Regions from separate parts of the Homo sapiens genome. Here region 1 is linked to region 2. The links are chromatin loops, found by intact Hi-C in ENCODE. Cell type or tissue: OCI-LY7. All regions are shown on one strand.

Region 1 (8,000 bases), 53 kb before region 2:
CAGGCATGGCTGTACATGCTTGTAGTCCTAGCTACTGGGGAGGCTGATGTGGGAGAATCACCTGAACTCAGGAGGTTGAGGCTGCAGTGAGCCGAGATTGAGCCATTGCACTCCAGCCTGGGTGACAGAGTGAGACCCTGTCTCCAAAAAAAGAACAGAAAAGAAAGAAAAGAAAAGAGAAAAGACAATTAATGCTTGAGTTAAAACCCTAAATCCTAAACCCTAATTCTTGCTTCAAATTGGAAAATATATATATACTTTTTCCCTCACTATTGCTTCTAACAAAATAAATATAAATTAAAAATTTAGATGTCTATCTTTAATCATGGGAAACTGGCAATCAAAGGTTCAAGCACCTAAAACTGTGATATTTTCCCCACAGTTGGTAAAACTGTATATTCCACAACATATGGAATTCTACTGAAAGCTTTCATTGGCATTTTGCCTTGTTGAATAAAAGTTAGAAGCTATGCTTAGACATTTTTTTTTTAAATCAACACTGCCTTTTCATTAGACTAACGTTTAAAATATGACTTAAAATCATGGGAAAATATAGTAATGATAAAATCTAACACTCATAAAGCTCTTAGCTCTGTGTCAGGAATAGTTATAAACATTTTAATGAACTAATTTAACCCACACAACAACAACATTATCAGCCAGGTACTATCTTTACCTTTGTTTTACATAGGAGGATCAAGAGAAATGGAGATTAAATAACTTCCCCAATGTTACCTATCTCGAAGGTGTCAACAATGGGATTTTAAAATAAGGAGTTTAATGCTTAACGATTATACTACTGTACTGCTTCCCAAAATTTTTATCATGTGCTGATTATCATATGCTGATTTATCTAGTATCTATATCTAAAGTGTGACTTTGGTATTTGCTAACTCATACTACCACATTTTGCCAAAGATGGCTATTCTGCTCATTTGCAAAAGATCAAAACTAATAGAGAATTCTACATCCATGTTTATTTTTTTATTCACACTTACATATTCTGTATAATCCTGTGCTGGGCTGTGCAGGATTATCCCCATCTGCACCCCAGGACTCTGTGCCTAAATTTTTTTCACTCAGAGAACACAAATTAGATGGTCCTTTTGCATGCAATGCCCTGTGTTAAGCAATTATTTACAGCTACTTTCCTAATTGGCAGTTAAATTTCACCAAGATTCAACCACAGCCTGATATATATTTCTCCAAAGAAGCTTAAAACAGTTTTTGATCGCAGCAGAAAATGGCCTTCCTATTTGTTTATTGAACAAATACTTTACTCCACAAGGCAAGATCCTACTATATGCCAAGCACTATGATGGATACTAAAAATTCAGAGACAAACACAGCAGAGCCAATATTTGCCCCTGAGGCTCTGGTGGGGAGATATGTTAAACAGTGAATAATCACACAAATAATTAATTACAATTGTGATAAGCATAATAAGGAAAAAATATAGAAAGTACATGATAGAAGGGCCTAACCTAGCTTAGAGGTAGTCAGGGAAAGTGTCCCTGAAAAATGGACATTTACTATGAAAACTGAGAATTAGTAGAAATTATCCAAGTAAAGAACTACAGAAGAGTACATCAGGCAGAAGGAAGGCCAACAGGAAGCACTGTACTTTGGAGGAAACAAAAACCCAGTGAGTTTGGGCAGCCACAAGCAGAAAGCAGCTGAGGCCAATGCTCAAAGGTCTCTTCCTAACTAGGTGGCCCACCATCTCCTCACTCCTCTCATACCATACCAGTCTCGATCTGCTGCTGGCCTACTGTGTGTGTGTCACTCTTCCCCCACGTCCCTACCACTTCACATCTTCTCCATGACTCCAAAGAAGAAAAACCACTGTATTTGTAGTAGTTAACACACAACTCTTTAAGAAGAATAATATAAATTCTGCAACAATTATATTGGTGGAGAGGATGTGAATAAATCTTTTTTATAAGATTATTGATTTCATCTGTGTTTTAGGCAACTTGAGGCCAGAGACCATATCTTATATATCCCAACACCTAGCAATGTGCATAGCTGGAGTTTGACAAGTAACTTTACTATTTGGGGAGAATTGTAGAATGAGAAATTTAAGTGTTGCTGATCTACATTTTTTCTTATGAGATTTACTAGCCTATTCATATACCCTTATCTATTTTAATTGCAAGAATAAAAACATGTTATCCACCTGGTAGATAAAAGATGAGCCAGTTCTCCAGGGATGGAGAGAGGACAAAGAGAAGGCTGGAAACACAAGAAAGCTATATAACAAAGGTCCCTCAACTCTCAACTCTAACAACTGTGCCATTTCTTTCTTCACAGAAAGCTTACTCATGGGAATAACTTAAGCTTATTTCAAAAGAAGGAATGACTTTGACTTGGATGGTGGCCAGCTGTGGTAAGAAGTGCAGTGAAATTCAGCCACTTTCCCCTTAAAAGTCATTCAACTGGAAATTTTATCAGTGGGAAATTCTCTAAGGGCCAAAGACTCTATTTTCTGCAGCTTAACAACATTTGTAAAACATTTCGAGTTCTAAGATTCACCACCTCTCTCCTCTATACACACACCCCACACTTATGCCAATCCAGTGTGCTAACTTCTGATAGAAGTGACATGGAATTTTTTGGAATCTAAAAGTTCAAAATATGTACCCAACACAATATAATATCGTTTATGAATCTTTGTTTCTCTTTGAGACTGTATAAATATTTGGTACATAGCAACATTTGAGGGCAGGAAAAGAGAAACATCATGCCTTCCAGTGGAGGCAAGAGATAATCAGCTATCCTTATTATCATAAAATAACCTAAAATGACTAGCTGGTATATTAAATATCAGAACATAACACACTTAATTGAAGAACTACCATGAGCAGGGGACTATGGTAAACACAGAACCAATAATATGAAGAATAAAACCCACTCCTTGCCCTTCAGAAACCAACAGTCTAAAGGGAGACACCCTAGGAGAGTAGGGAGGAGAGGGGGAAGAAAATTCGATATGAAATCCATCATCCAAGGACTGATGATCCAGTATATGAGGACATAAAATCTACATTTACCAAGGGACTTGAAAGAAGGCAGTGAGTTCCCCATTTCCTACGTCTAATTATACAAGTTCCTTTTTACCTAACACTCTATCCCACTCTACCTCTTTGCATACATGCAATGCACATACTTAATTTAATCAATGGTTATTTGATCCCGTGTCTTTTTTTTTTTTTTTTTTTTTTTTTTGAGATAGAGTTTCACTCTTGTTGCCCACGCTGGAGTGCAATGGCGCAGCTAACTGCAACCTCTGCCTCCTGGGTTCAAACGATTCTCCTGCCTCAGCCTCCCATGTACCTGGGATTACAGGCACCTGCCACCATGCCCAGCCAATTTTTTGAATTTTTAGTAGAGATGGGGTTTCGCCATGTTGGCCAGGCTGGTCTCGAACTCCTGACCTCAGGTGATCCACCTGCCTCAGCACCCCAGAGTGCTGGGCTTACAGGCATGAGCCACCATGCCCAGCCCCCATGTCTTAATAAGTATGTTGGGACCAGAAGTTCTTTCAGGATGAGGCTCATTATCTTGAAGTTATTTCATTTCATATTTTCTGAAGCAGCAGTTTCCTGTCTACAGCACAGCTCCCCAGATGGCAGAGAAAGTCTTGGGGTATTTTAAGACAGTGGGTTTCCTCACCTTGCTTTGAAAATTCATAAGCAGGAAAGTGAACTAGAGATGGGTTTTGTTTTTGTTTGTTTTTTTTTTTAAACGGTGAAAAGGATAAGAGCTGGTGCATCTATATATAGTTAAATTTGTATTTATACCCAGAGAAACATAAATTGGTTTGGAGTAACAAGAAAAAATGATGCAAATCAAGTTCAAGTAGACAGAAATGAAAAAGGCTGAGAAATACTGACAGAAGATTGCAAATAAAGATAGATTTTCTAAATTTTCAACAATAAAAATGCATTATTTTGTAACAAGAAAAATTATTCTTTCAGACTATATGAAGACACAGCATGATAAAAAGTGATTACTAATAGTATACTGTTCAATAGTATTATTTTTTAATGCAATATGAAAACTAAAATACTTTGATAAAAATACAAAAGAACAAAATTCCCTACTTACATATTCTCAACTTCCTTCCCTAATAAATCTTTTTGTAACTTGTTAAGAAGAAAAAGGTAGGCTGGTGCAGTGGCTCACAGCCTGTAATCCCAACACTTTGGGAATCCGAGGCGGATGGATCACTTGAAGTCAGGAGTTTGAGACCAGCTTGGCCAACATGGTAAAACTCTGTCTCTACTAAAAATACAAAAAATTAGCTGGGTGTGTGGCGCATGCTTGTAATCTCGGCTACTTGGGAGGCTGAAGAGGGAGGATCACTTGAACCCAGGAGGCAGAGGTTGCAGTGAGCTGAGATCTCACCACTGCACTCCAGCCTGGGCAACAGAGCAAGACTCCATCTCAAAAAAGTAAAGAAAAATAAAAAAAAGAAAAAGGTGGCTGGCCGCAGTGGTTCATGCCTGTAATCCCAACACTTTGGGAGGCCGAGGGGGTGGTTCATTTGAGGTCAGGAGTTCAAGACCAGCCTGGCCAATAGGTGAAACCCCGTCTCTACTAAAAATACAAAAATTAGCCAGGTGTGGTGACGCATGCCTGTAGTCCCAGCTACTTGGGAGGCTGAAACAGGAGAACTGCTTGAACCCGTGAGGTGGAGGTTGCAGTGAGTCAAGATCATGCCATAGCCTGGGCAACAGAGTGAGACTCTGTCTCAAAATAATAATAATAATTAATAAATAAGGTAAGACAGCTTTCCTTTCCATAACAATTCCCAATAGAAACAGAATTAAAGCCGGGCGCGGTGGCTCATGCCTGTAATCCCAGCACTTTGGGAGGCTGAGGCAGGCAGATCACGAGGTCAGCAGATCGAGACCATCCTGGCTAACATGGTGAAACTCCATCTCTACTAAAAATACAAAAAAATTAGCCGGGCGTGGTGGCAGGCGCCTGTAGTCCCAGCTACTCGGGAGGCTGAGGTGGGAGAATGGCGTGAACCCGGGAAGTGGAGCTTGCAGTGAGCCGAGATGGCGCCACTGCACTCCAGCCTGGGCAATAGAGCGAGACTCCGTCTCAAAAAAAAATAAAAATAAAAAACAGAATTAAATACTAAAATGGCTCGGGGGGGGGGGGGGAAAGCAGCAGCCACCTAGACAATTTGAAAATTATTTCACCTGAACTTATGTGGCCCACTATATTCAAACATATACTGCAAGACTTCTACAGATCCAAGGTACAGGGAAAAGAAAGACACATGAAAGCTTTCAATGGGACGTCCTTCCTCCAATATATCAAATTTCTTCTCTATCTTTCAGTCTTATTACAGACTTGAATTTTCCCCCCCAAAAGCTAACTCTTAAGGATTTACATTATATAGCACTGAAAGTTGTTGAAGCTTAAAAATGCCAAGGCAGAAGTTTGTTTTTTATTCTAGTCCTATCTGTATGGAAAGGTTTAAGGGTTGACCTGCCTGAGAGCAACAAGAACTGACTGAATGGACCTTCCTCATCAAGAATTCTGACCAAACAGCATATTCTAGAAAGAAACATCTACAAAGAAAGCAGCTAATCTCTGATATTTGCTCATTAAAGACTGCTACTTCTTTTGATACTGCCCTAATGCTGGTTTATTATGTAAAAATACACCCCGCTGTCGGAACCATGACCTAAAGGTTTAATGAAAAGGCTGGGCCCAAATCAGCCAGAAAGCAAAAAAGCAGCAGATCAACTTTGTGATATCTTTGTCTCTTGCCATATGGTTCAGGGAAATAAAGATCCTTTAATGAGGAATTCTGACTCATAGTATGAGACTACATTGTAACCAGCAGGGCTCCAAATAATATATCAACATCTGGTCTAAATCATTAAATTTTAAAAAGGCACTCCCAAGAAGAGAATGCAAAATCCCAACGCCACTTTCAGATAGAAGGTAACATACTCTCACATTATGAATTTAGTAAGTGATCTGCATAGCTGAAATGACTCTGAAACAGAAAAACCACAACCCAAAATAGCCTGAACACTTTTGTTATCTCAAACAATGGGCAGTTAGCCATTCATTCCTCTTAGTATATATTTCACTTGTTTCAGTCAAAGCCCATTATAAATTCCATGAGATGGCTCAAATTTGACTATACCAGATATTTGACAGCTGGGGATGGGAAATATTCACTGTACGATAATTCCTAATATTATATGTTATAAATAAAAATAAATGCTATGCATATGTTCACTTAATTTAAAAATTTAGGCCGGGCGCGGTGGCTCATGCCTATAATCCCAGCACTTTGGGAAGCTAAGGTGGGTAGATCACCTCAGGTCAGGACTTCGAGACCAGACTGGCCAACATGGTGAATCCCCATCTCTACTAAAAATACCAAAAATTAGCCGTCCATGGTGGTGGGTGCCTGTAATTCCAGCTACTTGGGAGGCTGAGGCAGGAGAATCACTTGAACCCAGGAGGCAGAGGTTGCAGTGAGCGGAGATTGTGCCACTGCGCTCCAGCCTGGGCAACAAGAATGAAACTCCATCTCAAAAAAAAAGGAAAAAAAAATTTAGGCTGAGCGCAGCGGCTCATGCCTGTAATCCCAGTACTTCGGGAGGCCAAGGCAGGTGGATCACTTGAGGTCAGGAGTTCGAGACCAACCTGACCAACATGGTAAAACCCTGTCTCTACTAAAAATACAAAAATTAGCTGGGTGTGGTGGCACGTGCCTGTAATCCCAGGTACTCAGGAGGCTGAGGCAGGAGAATCACTTGAACCCGGGAGGCAGAGGTTGCAGTAAGCCAAGATTGTCCCACTGCACTGCAGCCTGAGCAACAGAGCGAAACTCCGTCTCAAAAAAAAGTATATTGCATACCTATAACCCGGAGAGGCATATTGTCCCTGCCACTGAGGAACCTACAACTTAGTGAGATGACAAACACTGAACAAGTATGAGTGTAATAACAGAGCATCTCCATGCTATGCTGAACTACAGGCTGTGGATAATGAGGATATTCCTATCCTACCCATTTCAAAGGGTGCAGTGAAAGACTGGGAAGTTGTCAGAAGGCTCTTAAAGTTACAATCCTGGCCAGGCACACTGGCTCACATCTGTAATCACAGCACTTTGGGAGGCCAAGGCAGGTGGATCACTTGAGCCCAGGAGTTCAAGAACAGCCTGGGCAACATGGCAAAACCCCATTTGGATATTTGTTTAAATACTACTAAAAATACAAAAATAGTTGGGCATGATGGTGTAAGCCTGTAGTCCCAACTACTCGGGAGGCTGCGGTGGGAGGATCAATGCCCAGTAGGTCGACGCTACAGTGAGCCCAGATTGTGCCACTGCACTCCAGCCTGAGCAGCAGAGCAAGATCCTGTCTCAAAATAAATAAATAAATAAAAATAAAATGACTATATATAAAACATAAACACTTCATAACTATATAAATGATGAGTAATTAAATAAGTACAGGTTAAATATCCCTTATCTGAAATGCTTCAGATCAGAAGTATCTCATATTTCAGATTTTTTTGGATTTGGGAATTTTTGCATATATATCATGAGCTATATTGGAGATAGGACCAAAGGTTAAACACAAAATTCATTTATGTTTCATATACACATAGCATGAAGGTAATTTTACATAATAGTTGTAATAATTTGTGCATGAAACAAAGTTTTGACTTCTACCTATCATGAGGTCAGATGTGGAATTTTCCACAAGTGGCATCACGTCAATACTCAAAAAGTCAGATTTTGGAGCATTTCAGATTTCAGATTTTCAGATTAGAGATACTCAACCTGTGTATGAAATAACCAGGCTAGTTTGTTTTTAAACAAATATCTAAGAAATAGTAAAATTCAAATGAGTCCTATAAAAGTAGTTTGTCCTACTGTTGTCCTTACTCCAGGACTGTAACAGGAGGACCCAATCTAAGCTACTGTTGCTGATACCAGAGGACTTTTGCCC
Region 2 (8,000 bases):
ATTTTACCTATTTTTGAACTTGACATAAATGGAACCATCAGTATATGCTCTTCTGTGTCTGATATCTTCCATGTAATATTATGGTTGTGATAGTCATCCATGTGGTTGTGCTTAGTGATACATTATTTATTCCCGTTGCTGTGTAGCACTCCATTGTATGAATTCACCATGATTTATTTATCCATTCTATTGTTGGTGGACATTTGAATTGTTTCTGTTCTTAGCTTTTACATATAGTGCCACTATGAACATTGTTTTTTCGTGTTTTTTTTGGTGACAGAATCCCGCTCTGTCGCCCAGGCTGGAGTGCAGTGGCGCGATCTCGGCTCGGCTCACTGCAAGCCCTGCCTCCTGGGTTCACGCCATTCTCTCGCCTCAGCCTCCTGAGTAGCTGGGACTACAGGCGTCTGCAACCACGCCTGGCTAATTTTTTGTATTTTTAGTAGAGACAGGGTTTCACCATGTTAGCCAGGATGGTCTCGATCTCCTGACCTCGTGATCCACCCGCCTCGGCCTCCCAAAGTGCTTGGATTACAGGCGTGAGCCACCACACCCAGCCAAACATTCGTATAGATGTTTTTATGTATATGAACATGCATTTTTTTAGAAACGTAATTGCTTATCACACCTTTTGCATATGTTCCACTTTGATAGTTGTCAAATGGTTTTCTAAACTGGCAATTTACATTCTCACTAGCCACATGTGAAAGTTCCAGTTGCTCTATGTCCTCACCAATACTGTGTTGTCTGTCTTTTTCATTTTAGCCATTCTGGTGAATGTACAAGGATATCTTATTGTATTTTAACTTGCATTTTCTTGCCAATTAATGAATTGGTGTCTTTTTGTATATTTATTAGCCATTTGGGTATTTTGAGATGTTTTAAAGGGTGTTCTTTCTCCTGGTTATGAAAATAATACATGCTGAGGTGGGTGAATCACTTGAGGTCAGGAGTTTGAGACGAGCCTGGCCCACATGGTGAAACCCTATCTCTACTAAAAAATACAAAAATTAGCCAGGTGTGGTGGCATGCACCTGTAATCCCAGATACCCAGGAGACTGAGGCAGGAGAATCACTGGAACCCGGGAGGTGGAGGTTGCAGGGAGCCCAGATAGTGCCACTGCACTCCAGCCTGGGTGACAGAGTGAGATTCTGTCTCAAACAAACAAACAAACAAAACCATGCTAATTGAAGAAGGTTTGGCAAATACATAGTGGCTTTGTACTATGTCAGTTTAGCTAAACTGAAACTATGTTTTTCAGAATTTCTTTCTCTGTATGGTTCTGGGCTAGGGTTGGCCACAGAAAATTTGCACAAGATTGGAGGGCAGAGGTGAAGCAAACATGCTTATGCTCAGAAGGTCAGTGTAGAGGCAGGTGCCGTTCTAACTTATGGTATCTCAGATCTGCTAGCTCACCCTGTGGCCATGGGATAGACTTGAGCCTACATCTCCTTCAGCTCCCATGACAGATCTTCCTTCAGCATTTTCAGTCCCTGAGTCAGGTCTGTGTTCAGCTTTATGATGAAGGTTCAGCAATTCCTGCAGGTCGCCCACATAATTGAAGTAGGAAGTTTTAGAGGCAGTGAGACATTGATACAGGCTCTATTTCATCCTGTGGGTGCCCTCTGGTTCTTTTGGACTCCCACTGGTCCTTACTGTCCCATACTTCATGTCTACCTGTTATTTCTGACTTCAGTCCCAGCACCAGAAACAGAAGCAACTGTTGTATACAAACTGCTTAACCAGTTCCCACATTGCATAACACCAAAACCCCACAAGAAACATCTTACTCTATGCCGTGCCTGATAATTCTGCTTCTCTAATTAAGCCTTGACCAATAATAGGCATTAAGAAGTAAACCATGGCCAAGCACAGTGACTCACGGCTGGAATCCCAGCACTTTGGGAGACCAAGGCGGGTGGATCGCCTGAGGTCAGGAGTTTGAGACCAGCCTGACCAACATGGTGAAACCCCATCTCTACTAAAAATACAAAAATTAGCCAGGTGTGATGGTACACGCCTGTAGTCCCAGCTACTCAAGAGGCTGAGGCAGGAGAATGGCTTGAACCCAGGAGGCAGAGGCTGCAGTGAGCTGAGATCACACCACTGCACTCCCGTCTGGGGTGACAGAGTCAGGATCCGTCTCAAAAAAAAAGGAAACCAGGCCAGGCACAGTGGCTCACATCTGTAATCCCAGCACTCTGGGAGGCCGAGGAGGGAGGATAACCTGAGCCTATGAGTTCAAGACCAGCCTGGGCAATATAGCAAGACCCTATCTCTACAAAAAGTTAAAAAATTAGCCAGGCATAGTGGCATATGCCTATAGTCCCAGCCACTTGGAAGGCTGAGGTGGAAGGATCACTTGAGCCCAGGAGATCAAGGCTGCAGTGAGCTGTGATCACGCCGCTGCACTCCAGCCTGGACAACAGAGCAAGACCCTGTCTCCCACTCCAAAAAAAGTAAACCAAACTCGCCTGTAATTCTATACCCAGAGAGGACCACTATCGACATCTTAGTGTGATTCTTCCTGCCTGCGGTATTTTAAGTGAAGAGAATGAGCCTGAGACAGGTTAGATGACTGCTCAGCTTTCAACTAGCTGGTGGCAGAGCTGTGCCTTCAGAAGTCTGGTTTCATCTCTGCTCAACTAGCATCACTTCCACTGTGCCTCAGAATCCCTAAGTGACCCTTTACTCCTCTGACCTTCCTGGGAGGCCTTCTTGCTCTGAGCACAAGCTCTGGGGCATGTGAAAGCAGCCATTATCCGTATCTTCCCGAGCTCTGCAGCCACCTGCTTTGACAGCTTCCCCATTTTGTTCTAACCAAACTGCAGGAGTTTCACCTTCCTGTTCCTCTTCAGAAAACAAACAAAAAACTATCTCTTTTTTTTTTTTTTTTTGAGACAGAGTCTCACTCTGTTGCCCAGGCTGAAGGTGCAGTGGCACAATGGCTCACTGCAGCCTCCGTGCCCCACCCCGGGTTCAAGCTAGTCTCCTGCCTCAGCCTCCTGAGTAGCTGGGATTACAGGCGCCCACCGCCACGCTCAGCTAAATTTTGTATTTTTAGTAGAGATGGGGTTTCACCATATTGGCTAGGCTGGTCTCGAACTCCTGACCTCAGGTGATCCACCCACCTTGGCCTCCCAAAGTGCTGGGATTACAGGTATGAGCCACCGCTCCCAGACACAAAAAAAAAGATCTTTACAAGATCTTTTAGGTGGGCGCAGTGGCTCACATCTGTAATCCCAGCATTTTGGGAGGCTGAGATAGGCAAATTGCTTGAGCCCAGGAGTTCAAGACCAGCCTAGGCAACATACGGAGACCCTGTCTCTACAAAACATACAAAAAAAAAATCAGCCAGTGTGTGTGTGTGCCTGTAGTCCCAGCTACTTGGGAGGCTGAGGCAGGAGGATCACCTGAGCCCTAGAGGTTGAGGCTGCAGTGAGCCGTGATGGTGCTACTGCACTCGAGCCTGGCCAATAGAGTAAGAGTGAGATCTTGTCTCAAAAAAACAAAAAGGAAATTAAAAAAAAAAAACTCTAGCCAGCCATGGTGGCTCATGCCTGTAATCCCAGCACTTTGGGAGGCCGAGGTGAGCAGATCACGAGGTCAGGAGTTCGAGACCAGCCTGGCCAACATGGAGAAACCTCGTCTCTACTAAAAATACAAAAATCAGCCAGGCATGGTGGTGTACCTGTAGTCCCAGCTACTGGGGAGGCTGAGGCGGGAGAATCACTTGAACCCGGTAGGTGGAGGTTGCAGTGAGCCAAGATCACACCACTGTACTCCAGCCTGGGCAACAGAGCGAGACTCCGTCTCAGAAAAAAAAAAAAAAAAGAAAAATATATATATATATTTTAAAAGTCATGCCATGTCATCCGCATATCTCCATCTGGAGCACTAACAGAGAAGTGGTGGCCACCAGGGGGCCAGAGAGAGCCCAAAGCCCTCCCCTCCCTACCAAACACAGGTGTCAGAGACATGGTCCTCTAAGTAAGCATTACTATCTCAAGGTTTCTCTTAACATATAAGTACTCCTGAGAGGGGGAACACAAGAAATCCTGAATTCTTCAGAATGAATAATTCAGAAGATGTAGTGATAAGTGATACGGTGTCATCAAAGCTTTGGTAGACAACAGTGAGCAGGGCTTGGCTGGGGAAGAGAAGGCAAAAACAAACTTTGCCTACTTTGCCTATTGTCTGGGAGCCTCTTGGACTCTGGGTTTTACAATAACAAGAGGTAACGGCTTTTCTGCCAAACCTGTGTCCTGGGCCTGGGCTCAGCTCCTCATTTGGAGGTGGAGGAACTAGGAGGGCAGATTTGCTTTCCTGAGAACAGAACCAGAGAGAAGCAATTGGGAATGGAGCGTAATTTAGAAACCAGTGATGGTGAGAAGCAGCTGGTGGCTCACTCCCGGCATGTCAGTCCTGCCTGGCTGGTTTCTTGAAGAGGAACAAGAATGCTGTATTTAAGGTTTCTTGCTTTTCCCCCCCACTTCCAATGGCTGCAGATACTGGCGGCCTCTTTCCTGGTCTGCTCCTGTCACTGCCCTCTGAGTGGAAGGGACGGTTGCCCCACAGATTGGCTGAAGAGCTGGAGCCTCAGGCTGGCAGGGAGGCCACAGCCCAAAGCACAGGGGCACCCAGGGGTAACATTATCCTGCCAAAGCCAAACAAGGAACTGAGTGTTTAGAATAACTTTAAGAAAGTTGTGGGCGTTTTCTCTGTCAGGGAAACCAGAAACCACAGTGAGATAATGGATAGCTATATTCAGGTCACAGATTATCAGCTGCCACTGCTGCTTCCTGTTCAAATTTGATGAAACTTCTTTCTAGTCACTGGAGCCTCCTGGATTCTGCGGGCATGTCAGCATTTAGTGATGTGGGACTCAGAGTTCCACCTAAGGACCTGACATAACCCGGGGGCAGAAACCGTTCTTTTGGGGTGAGGCTTCAGGGGCCAGCTCCTGGTGGAGGAGATGGTAGGTAAGGGGCCAACAGTAAGAATACAGTTTCCCGAACTTTTAGGGTGCTTCAGGCTCTTGGGCTAGGAGATTTTTGTGCATTATCTCATTTGACTCTCAAACCACCCTATGAGAGAGGTACTATTAGGATCCCTTATTTATTTATTTTATTTTATTTTAGAGACAGGGACTTGCTCTGTTGCCCAGACTGGGGTCCAACGAGGCAATCAGGGCTCACTGCAGCCTCCACCTCCTGGGCTTAAGGGATCCTCCCACCCCAGCCTCCTGAGTAGCTAGGACTATAGGCTCATGCCACCACACCTGGCTAATTTAAAAATTTTTTTATTTTGTTGAGACAGGCCTCACTTTGTTGCCCAGGCTGGTCTCAAACTCCTGGCTTTGAGCAATCCTCCCGCCTTGGCCTCCCAAATTGCTGAGATTATAGGTGTGAGCCACCTAGCCTGGCCTGTGATCCTCATTTTATGGGTGAGGAAAGGGGCTCAGAAATGTTGTCAATTGTCCAAGGGTCACAGGGGCAGAACTGGAAACCAAAATCAAAATCAGGATTTTTTTTTTACTTTCTTTCTTTCCCTCTCTTTCTTTCTTCCTTTCTTTCTTTTCTTTCTTTCTCCTCTTCCTCCTCCTCCTTTCTCTCTCACATAGTACTTTATTGAACTATAACTTACATATACCTACTATGTAATATATTAGGCCATGTCCACATAATTGTCCACATAATATGTGGTATACACTTATACCATTATGTCCATGTAGCCACCACCCGGATCAAAATGAGACTATTTCTATCACACTCCAGAGTTCCTTCATGCCCCTTTCCAGCAAATACTCACTCCCCCTAGCCTCCAATGTAACCAATATTCTGACCTCTATTCTCATAGATTAATTTTACCTATTCTCGAACTTCGTGTAAATAGAATCATATTCTTGTCCAGGAGTGATGGCTCACACCTGTAATCCTAACACTTTGGGAAGCCGAGGCAGGCAGATTGCCTGAGGTCAGGAGTTCGAGACCAGCCTGGCCAACATGGTGAAACCCCATCTCTACCAAAAATACAAAAAGTTAGCTGGGCATGGTGGCACACACCTGTAGTGCCAGCTACTCAGGAGGCTAAGGCATGAGAATCACTTGAACCCAGGAGACAGAGGTTGCAGTGAGCTGAGATTGCACCACTGCACTCCAGCCTGGGCAACAGAGCTAGACTCTGTCTCCCAAAAAAAAGAAAAAGAAAAAATAGAATCATATTCTTGTATGTGGTTTCTTCTGTTCCATATAGTATGTCTGTGGATTTTCCCACATTGCTGTACCAGCAGTATGTTCCTTTTTTATGCTGAATTGTATTCCGTTTTATGAATCTACCACCCAATTTATTTATCCATCCTCCTGTTGAATACTTAGATTTTTCTTTCCAGTTTCAGGCTATTTTGAATAACACTGCCATGAACATTCTTATTAGGGGGAAATATGTTTAACTTTATTAAGTACACCAAACAATTTTCCAAAGAGATTGGGCCATTTTATATTCCCAACAGCCCTGTACGAGAGTTCTAGTTGTTCTACATCCTTGTTAACACATGGAATTGTCAGTCTTTTCATTTTAGCCATTAGAGTGAGGGTGAGAAATCAGGTCTTTCTTATTCCAAAGCCTATGCAGCATCATAAAACACTCAATCTGGCTGGGCATGGTGGCTCATGTCCGTAATCCCAGTACTTTGTGAGGCCAAGTGGGGGTGAATCACCTGAGGTCAGGAGTTCAAGACCAGCCTGGCCAACATGGTGAAGCCCTGTCTCTACTAAAAATACCAAAAAAAAAAAAAAAAAAGCCATGCATGGTGGTGCACACCTGCAATCCCCACTGAGGCAGAAGAATCGCTTGAACCTGGGAGGTGAGGTTGCAGTAAGCCAAGATTGCACCACTGCACTCCAGCCTGGGCAACAGAGCGAGACTCTGTCTCAAACAAGTAAATAAGGCTGGACGTAGTGGCTCATGCTTGTAATCCCAACACTTTGGGAGGCTGAGGTGGGTGGATCACCTGAGGTCAGGAGTGACCAGCCCGGCCAACATGGTGAAACCTCGTCTCTATTAAAAATACAAAAATTAATCGGGCGTGGTGGCAGGCGCCTGTAATCCCAGCTACTCAGGAGGCTGAGATAGGAGAAATGCCTGAACCCAGGAGGCGAAGGTTGCAGTGAGCCGAGATCGAGCCACGGCACTGCAGCCTGGGTGACAGAGCAAGACTCTGTCTCAATAAATAAATAAATAAATAAAATAATAAATAAATCACTCAATCTGAGCTCCTGCCACATCCATGACTCCCTGTCCTGAGGAATAACAGGCCTAAATGCCACTTAATCCTGGCAGCAAGGATGGGAAGCAGCTCCCCAGCACGGCAGGATGCCGTGGAAATCCACCTCCTTCATCATTTCTGAAGGGTACCCACCAACTTCAAGGTTGGATGTGTACATGCCATTTTCTGGGAAAGACTCTCAGAAAATGCTCTCTTGTGGCTTTGGATACAAGGGTGCTCCAAGTGTGTGGCCAGTGTGGTCAGAGCCTAGTGGCGTAAGCCTTCTTCTTCTTTCCTAACAGCTTTGAAGTGGTTCAAGCCAGAACATCAGAGGGATCTTGAGGACAGGGCCTGGCCCAGCACTGTGGTTGGAAGCATAAAAACCCTCAAGTTACATTCCAGCTTGGCCTCATCTCCTAACATGACCTTAGGCAAGTCATTTAACCTGTGACTCAGTTTTCTCAACTCTTAAATGGGGCAACAATGCCTGCACTCCATTCCATACAAGGTCTCTCAAAGGCTCCTTACTGTTTCTAGAGTGTCTGTTTCTCAGCTCATCTTCCCCCCATGTCCACTGTGCTTCTGCCTCATTGACCAACTGAATGTTCATGAAAAGGATGTCCTCTTTCACTCCTCTGTATTGTTATAAAAGGTACTTTATGCAAGATGGTCTCTTTTTTCTGCAATGCCCTTTCTCACCCAGTCCAACTGGCAAACTCCTCCTCATTCCTC

What was found. Peaks named below come from ENCODE experiments on the same cell type or tissue, not always from the same donor. Only the 100,000 strongest peaks of a DNase experiment are listed, where the experiment ranks them.
Region 1: it touches region 2 in a loop (3.0-fold over the local background); 3 of 110 quality-filtered maps call a loop at or near these places.

What each region holds. Positions count from the first base shown.
Region 1 is chr10:74,006,394-74,014,393 of GRCh38, reverse strand. All of the region lies in intron 1 of VCL (vinculin), which reads right to left. Among named protein-coding and RNA genes, the nearest start is that of VCL, 12 kb to the right of the region's middle. In OCI-LY7, no CTCF peak of the experiment used is centred here; DNase peaks (open chromatin) are centred at 1,653, 3,573 and 6,043; H3K4me3 peaks cover 4,926 bases; H3K27ac peaks cover 6,906 bases.
Region 2 is chr10:73,953,481-73,961,480 of GRCh38, reverse strand. No RefSeq gene overlaps it. Among named protein-coding and RNA genes, the nearest start is that of C10orf55, 35 kb to the right of the region's middle. RefSeq lists a silencer at 1,296-1,590 and enhancers at 2,366-2,515, 4,066-4,573, 4,761-4,860. In OCI-LY7, CTCF peaks have their summits at 3,710 and 3,916 (motif pointing right); DNase peaks (open chromatin) are centred at 2,810, 3,940, 4,420 and 4,730; H3K4me3 peaks cover 1,133 bases; H3K27ac peaks cover 2,658 bases.